2 separate regions of the Homo sapiens genome follow, and region 2 is linked to region 1. Evidence: chromatin contacts called from ENCODE Hi-C data. All regions are on one chromosome and are shown on one strand. The core of a region is the stretch at or near the end of the contact, and the rest is flanking DNA. Distances in the headings are between cores, read along the strand shown.

Region 1 (4,978 bases), core at 1,288-3,787:
AGCTGGAAACCATCATTCTCAGCAATCTAACACAGGAACAGAAAACTAAACACTGCATGTTCCCACTCATAAATGGGAGTTGAACAATGAGAACACATGGACACAGGGAGGAGAACATCATACACCAGGGCCTGCTGGGGGGTGGGGGGCTAGGGGAGGGATAGCATTAGGAGAAATACCTAAAGTCGATGACGAGTTGATGGGTGCGGCAAACCACAATGGCACGTGTATACCTATGTAACAAACCTGCACGTTCTGCACATGTATCCCCAAACTTAAAGTATAATAATAAGAAGAAGAAAGAGAGAGAAAGAGTGAGAAATGTAGAAAATGTTGACATTTTGAATCTTGGTGAGGGGTGTCCAGAAATTATTTGTCTTATTCTTGCAACTTTTCTGTAATCCTGAAATTATGTCAAAATACAATGTTTTTTTAACTGGCTTCATTCTTTTCCTTACCCCACAAATGCATCAATCACCAAGTCCCTGTGGTTCCATTTCCTAAATACCTCAACAAACATAGTCACTTCTATTTTTCTCTACCGCCACTACCCTAATACAAACCACCCCTCTTGCATGAACTACAAAAACAAATAATAAAAAAATAGCAAATATCTAAATGGTATAATCTTAGAAACTTTTACCTTTCTAGCCTTCCTTCTAAATGGGCTTGTATTTGAGGTCCCAACCTATCAATAAGATAAGAAAAGGGAATAAATGTAAGGATTGGGAAATAAAATAAAGTAGTAATGTTTATAGATGATATGCCTGTCTATCTTCTCTACATAGATGACCCAAGAGAATCTACAAACTAGTACAACTAATTATACTCAATGAGCTCAATATACAAAAACCAATTCCTATACAACAACCAATGAAAATATGTATTTTTAAAGGTAACAGTAATAAAAGTACAGGATGTCTAGAAACAAATCCAACAGAGATGTAAGATATGTACAGATTAAAATAATAAAAGCTTATAAGGAACATAAAAGAAGACTTAATAAATTGAAAAGATATAAAATATTGATGGATGGTGTAGCAGAGCTACAAGTTATCTATACGAAACCTTGGCATCACCTTTTTTGTGAACAAAATTCAAAATTTAGGGAGAGAGGAGTATAAAATATATTTTTGCTAAATTTTCTTTCAGATAGGCATAATATTTTACAAAGTTCTGACCAATAAAAGGTAAACAAAAGTCTGAGATCATTTCTATTTTATTGTTATTTTATTTTTTCTTTTGCTTTTTGGGTGAGGCATCAACCCTCTTTCTTCTTCCTTGTTCCTGATACAAATCTGACTTGATGCCTGGAGTAGCTGCAACCATCTTGTGGCAAGGAAGCAATAAGCATAAGGGGGAATATCAACATATACATACAGAAGTCCAAGACACTGATGAGAAACATTACACAGTCACTTCAGCAGCCCTGGACTGCTCATCTCCAGACTGGTTGTCATATAAGAAACAGAAACCGTTACTGTTTGCACTGCTATGTCAGGTTTCTCTCACTTGAATCAAAAATATTGCTGAATGTTACAGATGGGAACACACAAAGTTTTAAAAATGGTAATTCTCCCCAGATTAATTAATAAATTCAAGTAGACAAGTGTAATCTGGATATGGCTGAAAAACCTTGTTGCTCTTTGCAGAGTTGTGTGAAATAGCAAACAGGAAGCTGCTACATCCGGTTCTGGGCACTCTTAGGCTTTTGCTGGGACCAACCCAGACACCTAGAGATTTTGTGCTTTACTTACAGCATGTACCTGCTTCTTCCATGGGGCCACTCCATAAGCTCCTTTTGCACAAGGACAGCCCATCCTCAGCAATGACCTCAGCCCCCGACCACCCCTCTTTCCATTCCCCCACCCACAGTCATATTTTATTTTGACATGGAGCAGGATGTCGAGGGAGTTTTCTTAGAACTGATTCTATTTCAGGGGCAAACATTCACTCTCAGTGAGCTTAGGGTGGGGAGCAGGAGAAATGGGGGCGGAGAGGAAAATTAGTTTTCCTCACCCACCTCAAAATGAGAAAAGAGGCTGAGTTTGCTAAGAAATAACCTAGGGGTTCTGGTCGCCCCTGAGGGGCTTCTGATAAATGATTCAGAGGATACCCTTTCCCTCACCCACTCCTGTAATCACACACCCCACATGGACATGAGCAATCCTTTCCAGCACACACCGCCCTCTACAACTTCTTAGGTGGGCACTTCCCTTGTAGCTCTGGTCCATGAGTGACCTGAATTTTTCTGCCTTTTGTCTCCATTCCTAATGTAGAATTTTGGGATTCCAGGTACACTACTCACATCCTCACCTTTTCCCTCCTTCCACATAATTCCTGAAAGTCCCTCAAAGGAGATGCATCGCAAGTTCTCACACGCAAGTCCTTGGCCAGTCCCCGGAACTAGGTTTTCCTTTCTTCGACATTGACTCATCCTTCTTCCTGCTGAGACTGATACAGCCCGCAAAGCTACATCAAAGCACTTCAGCACTATCTGTGGTGACACCACTGAGCCATCATCTTCTCTAATGTTCTTTGAAAGGGCACCGGCCATCAAGACCCAAAAAGATGCTGCGTTTTCTTTGAAGTTCTTTAAAGCATCCAAACCTCAATGTGTCACATCCCTAAATGGTGGCTACACCTCTTTTGACATTTCAACACCAAAGCAACTCTATTTGTGCCTTGGTGTCTCTCAGAAATTTTTAGTGCAAAGAATGCTTTCATTTTGCATGGCCTCTCTTTCATGAGCTGTGCTGGGACAGAAAGCTGTGCTGTCTCATTCTGCTCTCTCTCCTCCCATTATTCCTTCTTTTTGACCCAAGGCTGATGCCCCCACTTTGAAATTTTCAACAAAAGGGAGTATTTTAGTCCCTCTCTTAGTTTCTAGAGAAATAAGCGACTGCTGGCTGGGCCCCAGGTGTATAAGCTCTTTTGGCTTCCAGGTTCAAGCACACGGAATTTGAATCTCACTTCCTCACACACTGAGCTGCTTCCCCTTTCCACTTCTCCTGTGAAACCCTAAGTCCTCTCAATCACATTTCAGGGCCTGATGTGGCTTTTTGAGAGGCTTTCTCCAGCATCTGCATCTCAATCCCCATTCAATGATGAGAAGAGCACTCACCAAGCCCCATCACTGTAACATACCACACAGTTTGGGTATAAGCAACAAATGCTCAGTCATGGATGACAGCAAAGTTGTAGGAATAAGGATTTTTTCAGCAGATGAATAAAATAATGAAAAATACCAATAATCTAAATGACCCCAAATAAGTAACTGGTTGAATAAATAGTGCTGTATCCACACAATGAAAAATTCAGCAATAGTTGAAATTAGTAGTGTGGAAGTAATCTCAAAGAGCCCAAGATGGCCCATATTAGAATCGCTCAGAAGCCTGTAAAAAATACAGATTTCTGGATGTGGATCCCAATGACGGAGTCAGAAGCACTGGGAGTAGACTTGGAATCTTTATTTTAATAGGTAACTCCAGTGATAATGCAAATCAAAGTTTAAAAATTTACAACCATGGCAGCATAGTTAATTATGAGGTAAAATGATCATGATATATTGTTAGATGAAAATAGTATGTTATGAAAAAAGAATGTATAATATAATCTCATTTTTAAAAAGTAGTGTGACTAGAGAGATGATATATAGGTATATAGGTAAAGACTGAAAAAATAATGCCAAAATACTAACCATGGTTAGTGGTGTGTTTATAGAAGATTTTTATTTTACTCTTTTTACTTTTTTACGTGTTGAGTCCAATTTGTAAATTTCCAAAATAAACATTTAGTTTATGTGTGTTTAAAGAAAACAATAAAAGTTGTTTTGTTTTGCTTTTTAAAAAAGGATAAGAGGTAAATGACATGGGACTTTTAAATTTACTTATACTCTAGATTTTAAAAAATAAAAAAGGCAGCTTGCAAAAATTTTGTACCACATAATAAATAAAAATTTTAAATGAAGAGTTAAAAATAAAGGGGAAGTAAGGGTGCTAATATAAATGAAGCCAGGATTAAGGTTGGTATCCAAGAATGCATTGCCTCAAACTTCAGTTATGTTTCTAAAATGAGCTATAAATTTGCCTCTTCCTAATGTCACAAGACTAGACATGAGCAGATAGGGAGAGGGAGGTTCAATATCATTAGACATTAGGGAAACAGGAATCAGAACCACAATGAGATACCATTTCATACCTACTAGGATAGCTAAAATAAAAATTAATGTTTTAAAGGAAAGCAAGTGTTGGCAAGAATGTGGAGAAATTAGAATCCTTGTACGTTGCTGCAGGAATATAAAAGGTAGAATGTAAATGTAAAATGATGAAGAGTTTGACAGTTGCTCAACATTAGCAGCACTATACACAATAGCTAAAAAGTGGGTAATATCTATCAACTGATGAATAGATAATAAAATGTGATATATCTATACAGTAGAATATTATTCAGCCTTAAAAAGGAATGAAGTACTGATTCATGCTACAACATGGGTGAACCTTGAAGACATTACATTGAGTTAAAGAAGACAAACACAAAGGGTTGCATATTACATGACTCCATTTATATTAAATATCTAGAACAGATAAATCCATAGATATACATTGTGTTTTTCGGGGGCTGGGGGAAATGGAGGAATGGAGTGTGATTGTTTCATGGGTATGGAAGTTTCCTTTTGGGGTGATGAAAATGTCTTGAGATAATGATTTCAAAACAGTATGAATGTACTAAATGCTACTGAACTGTGCACTTTAAAATGGTTAATTTTATGTCATGTAGATTTTACTTCAATTTTCTAAAAGTAGGAGTAGTTTATGAAAGTTAAACCCAAGAATACTGAGGTGTTCCAGAAGGTTCCATTTGGAAAGGGAGAGGAAATAATTAGCCCAGTTTTGTACCTTGAGTTTGATATGTCCATGGAGAATCCAACTGAAGGTGCCAGAAGTCAATTAGGATTATCAATCTGGAGCTAGGGAGA
Region 2 (4,978 bases), core at 800-3,299, 290 kb before region 1:
ATAATATTTAACATGGTCTACACCAGGTTCTCTTTGAGATGCTTATAATGCCTGCTCGCTTTAGGGTTATGCCATTATTTGATCTCTATATACGTTTGCAGGTGTATATAAGGGTACTGTGCATGTGTGATTCTGTCTGTGTTTGCAGAGAAAGAGAGGAGAAGAAGGTGTCTTACCTAGACTCAGTCCTATGTTCTGCAAAAGAGGTACCTCATGCATTTGGTCTGGTTCAGTTAGGAATCCATCAGACATCTGCATCTTCTAATATATTAGTGTTAGATGAGGGATGGGAGAAGTGGTAAATGTCAACCAAACATATTTATGTTTTTTTTCTAGGTTGGTACATTTAATTAATGATTCACATTTCACATTATATCACAGCCAACATTTGAACACAGAGAGAAACCAGGGTGAGAAAAATTAACTTTTCAAAAAATTATTTTTTTTTAGCTTAGATTTACAGGGTACACGTGCAGGTTTGTTACATGGATATATTGCACACTGTTGGAGCTTGGGTTTCTAGTGAACCCATCATTCAAATAGTGAACATTGTATTGGATAGGTAATTTTTAAATCCTCATTCCTTTCCACCCTGCTGCCTTTTAGAGTCCCCGGTATCTGTCATTTCCATCTCTATGTCCATGTGTACCCATTGTTTAGCTCTCACTTATAAGTGAGAACATTCTGTATTTGATGTTCTGTTTCTGAGTTACTTCACTTAGAATAATGGCCTCCATCCATGTTCATTCTTTTCTATAGCAGCATAATATTCTTTTTATGTTTTTTTTTTTTTGTTTTTAGTTCTGAAATCTGTTCCTATTAATTTTTTTAACTTTTATTTGAGGTTCATGCATGTTTGTTATATAGGTAAACTTGTGCCACAGGGGTTTGTTACACAGATTGTTTTATCACCTAGGTACTAAGCCTATTACCCAATAGTTATTTTTTCTGTTCCTCTCCCTTCTCCCACCTTCCAGCCTCAACTAGACCCCATTGTCTGTTGTTCCCTTCTTTGTCTCCATGATTCTTGTCATTTAGCTCCCACTTAAAAGTGACATGTGGTATTTTGTTTTCTGTTCCTGTGTTAGTTTTATAGCTGCATAATATACCATAGTATATAAATGCCATATTAGGAAAATTGACTTAGGAATTTTCTTTAGAACTTTAGATTTTTATGTCCACAAGAATCCTTAGTCATTCTCAAAGCTGATGCCAATGTTTACACGAAAAAATGGGGCCTGCAGAAATTGGATGCTTTGCCTGACATCACAGAATCACTACAGTCAGGCAAAAGAAGAAAAAAGAACATGTTCAGATCTTTCCAGTTTAATTTTTGACTTTGGTTGAAGTGGGGTTAGATGAGAAAGAGATGTGATTATTGGCCAAGCTGAATTTGAAGATACATGTCTCTCTGACGTTCCTTTTCCTATCTGTATGCAAGAACAATTTGTACCACTCTTGGCAAGAGCCTGTCTACTAATGATCAAAGAAGTGGCTCTCTTTCTTCTCAAGTTTGATTATTGTGAGAAACTGAATATGGGTTCAGCTGTAAAGGCCAAATGTGCAGACCTATTCCACTTCTGTCAGTTCTTCCTAGACTTGGGGACCCATGAAGCAGAACGTGCCCATCGGGAGTGTTCTGGAAGAGAAAGGCCAAAAAAGCTAGTCTCTAAATGTGATACACTGCCTGATCCATTGGGTTAGGAGAATAAAATATTAAAATTTCAATTTAAAATTTAAAATATAATTGTTTTCTAACTTACATGTTTCATATATGCTTTATAATTACCATAATATAGTAGAATAGTAGTTCATGTATGTAATTTAAAATATGCATCTATTGGGGGTTAACAGTCATAAATTTTTTATTGAAGGGAGGCATAGTCATGGTTAGAGACCCCAGGCTAGAGTCCTAAGAGGTAGAAACCTTTGCTGCAGTACATGTAACTTCTGGCCAGTGACCTGTGATCAACTGTTGTCAAACGTCTGGCTTCAGAGGTAATTGCTCACAGTAGTGAGCATATAACTGCCCTTTGGACTCAGTCTCAGCCCCCACTCCTTGCTCTCAATCTGCCCCCAGATTCCATGGCTTTCTATGGGATACAGATTCAGCTGCTCTCTGGACTAAGTGTCCTAACATATGCAAGAAGCCTGTCACAGTGCTTAGCACTTAGCAGCTGCAAATGATGGTTCTCCTTTCAGGGGTTGTCTGCTCCCCTTTTGGAACCTGAAATCTGGCTGAGACAATTATTTGTTTCAGTTCTAATATTAGGCTTGATTTGGACTAGATGTAAACATCTGTGACTTTGCTTTTAGTACACTGTTATGAGGTCAGGCCTGGTTTGTTTAGTTCTAAAGCTTCTTGGCCTTTTGTACTGTTTAAAAAAGGGAAACCTACATTTCCTTTCTGGACCTGACATTTATGGATTCATCCAAGGGAGTCTCATTCTTGGCTGATACAGCAAAGTTCTTGGTTCTCTTATGAGCAATTCCATTTGGGCTAGTGCCTTCACCTTTTTGCACATAATTATTGCCCTTTGTCAGTTGTTATACTTTATATGTAAGGACTGTATAGATCCTTGTAGCACTGCTATGCCAACCCTTTTTGGGAAGGAATTTTTTTGAACTAGAATTCAAATACTGTGTCTCCAAAAACATTTACATGTGCCACATCTTACCTGAAGATAAACGTTAAGTCACAATACTCCTTTTCCATGAAATTGGGAACTGTTAAAAATATCACTTTTGTTTTTTTAAAATAACATAGCTCTGAGATTGGACCTGATTTTCTGACAGGTTTCTGAAATGGTCTGAAGGAGAGATTGCTCTGTGTTCTCCCCATCGCTGTTGCTCCTCACTCAGGTGACCTGTCCAACTACCATTCGCCTCTTGTGCCCTTTGCTTCCCAGGGCTTGTCTTTGCAAACCACCATGCTTGGCCACTGTTCCTTCACTCTAAGATGACCCTTTCTCTTCCCTTACCAAGACTATTAAAAACACAGTTCCTCAGAGCGACTGATCTGATATGTTAGTAAAGAAATAATACAGTTTACAAAAACCTTTGAAGACTGATATGTTGCTTAAACCCCTTCCCTTGAAGAGATTTGTTTTTGCAGAAAGTGGCAACTCTGCTAGAACTAGTGGTAGTGGTGGTGGTAATAGTAACACTGAGAACATTTATTGATCAACGACTATCACCCATTTTACACCTTCCTGGATAATTATAACTGGGGTTGATAGACGCATTATGACAAACACTGTGACCTCCTGTTTAGATCATTGTTCTAGAGCACTTATTTCCTTATGTGTCTGTTGGAAGCATTCATTTGTTCTTTGTTGATACTTAAGGACTCTTCTTTGTTGATATTTAAGGACTCTTGCTTGGAACCTTTCAGATAGTAATGGTCTTTACCTTGAATTTAGAGGACACTCTATTAAATGGACATTGATTTCATTTAATTTGGCTTCTGTTGGTTTTTGCATTCTAATGGAGAGTATTACAGAAAAAAAAATGCAACTTGATACTAAAGAGCCTTGCATTACTCATTTTCCTAAATTGACTTACTAACCAAGGGCACTTAGGATTATAAATGTCTTCTTCAGTTACAAAAAGTGTATTTATGGTGTTTTTTTAAAATTACTGTGTAGCCAGCCTTCCAGATAAAATTCTCTAGCTTTAAGGCTGTGATATGCCAGGAATCTTGTTGCCAATATTTTTCTACATAATATTTCAAACTCTTTTCCTTCCAAAATCTAATTTTATCTTGAGCCACAATACAGCTCTGTAAAGTTGAGGTCAGTGGAAGAAAGGAATCTTCTTCCCCATAAAATGAGCTCTTTGAGTCTGGGCTGGAAATACCTTATAGGTCACAAGCAGGGGGAGAGTTTTGCAGAAATGAGTTTAAATTTTCCTGTGACCAGTTTAATTTTTGCCTCGAGGTAGGAATTGGATGATGGTACATAAAGTCTTTTGAGGATACAGTGCTTGGTGTTATACAATGTAGTGAGCATTATAAGTACTTTGGTATGGGCAATATTAAAAAGAGATTTGTATTGAAATATTTAAATTTATAAGTTGGATTATTCTATTTTTAGCCTAACCGCATTGAATCCAATTAGAACTTTGTTTTGTTTTTATGAGAGGTACTTTGTAGAGCATCATTTTTCCATATTTCTAATGAGTTTTAAAAAGATAGAGTTCTTTGTGTATGCTTGGAAGTCAGATATACCATATCAGTAAGAAGTTGCATCACTCTTTCCTGATATGAGGCTTTATTTTGTCATACATAGGTACCAACTGGGGAAAATCTATGGCCTAGTAATGGTTCTATGTGCATACTCTGCATTTCTTTTATTTCCAGAATCAAAGTAACTCATCAGAAGTAACTGTGTAAGAGCAAAAGCTTTGGCAATAGTAAAAACATGGACTTGAATCCTGTTTCTACTACTGACTAGCTGTATAATCTGTGTAACCTAGAGGGCCAGTAGGCCTTTCTAAGGCGTAGTTTCCATTTATGTAAAATGCTGATTAAAAGTACCTATCTTAGAGGGCTAGTGTGAGGACTTAAAAAAATTGTGGGAGAAAATGTATATTAAACTGCCTGGCTTAGCCCCAGAATATAGTAAATGCTTAGTAAATGGTAGTTCCGTCATCATTCACATCTAGCATTTGAAAGCATTCTTCTACTGGCATGAAGAATAAAAGTTGTCAGTTATCTGCCAGAGATGGAACTAGAAAAGGCGAGAAGGCAGCTGGTGACTTTGCACATTCCTCAAACAGGAAATCAAAGTTCTATCAGCGGGCAGAAGAGAGTTTCTAGTCCCAGGAGCTTGACACACATTAGGATCGTGATGACAAGTTTTGCCACTAGCTTGATTGAAGTGTTCTATTCTGAAGATGGAAATTTTCCGATTTTTTCTAAAGGGCAAACCAATAGAGTTTCAATTTAAACCAAGGCTAGATGCTTACAAGTGTCCTT

Evidence for each region. Hi-C counts contacts between places; a loop is a spot of excess contacts on that map. Pooled maps may share reads with other maps.
Region 2: a loop to region 1 is called in a pooled map, with 2.2 times the contacts of the local background. The contact joins two enhancer-like sites. A Hi-C loop is called at or near these places in 2 of 37 single-sample maps with no recorded cell type and 1 of 50 pooled maps.

What each region holds. Positions count from the first base shown.
Region 1 is chr14:24,671,235-24,676,212 of GRCh38, reverse strand. No RefSeq gene overlaps it. Among named protein-coding and RNA genes, the nearest start is that of GZMB, 40 kb to the right of the region's middle. RefSeq lists enhancers at 1,373-1,422, 2,743-2,792, 1,684-2,883, 3,123-3,172. Within about 2 kb of position 2,537, at least 9 of the 41 ENCODE cell types and tissues checked have a DNase peak (open chromatin) inside an H3K27ac peak, as active enhancers do.
Region 2 is chr14:24,957,267-24,962,244 of GRCh38, reverse strand. The region is part of intron 2 of STXBP6 (syntaxin binding protein 6); the gene reads left to right. Among named protein-coding and RNA genes, the nearest start is that of STXBP6, 90 kb to the left of the region's middle. Within about 2 kb of position 2,049, at least 2 of the 41 ENCODE cell types and tissues checked have a DNase peak (open chromatin) inside an H3K27ac peak, as active enhancers do.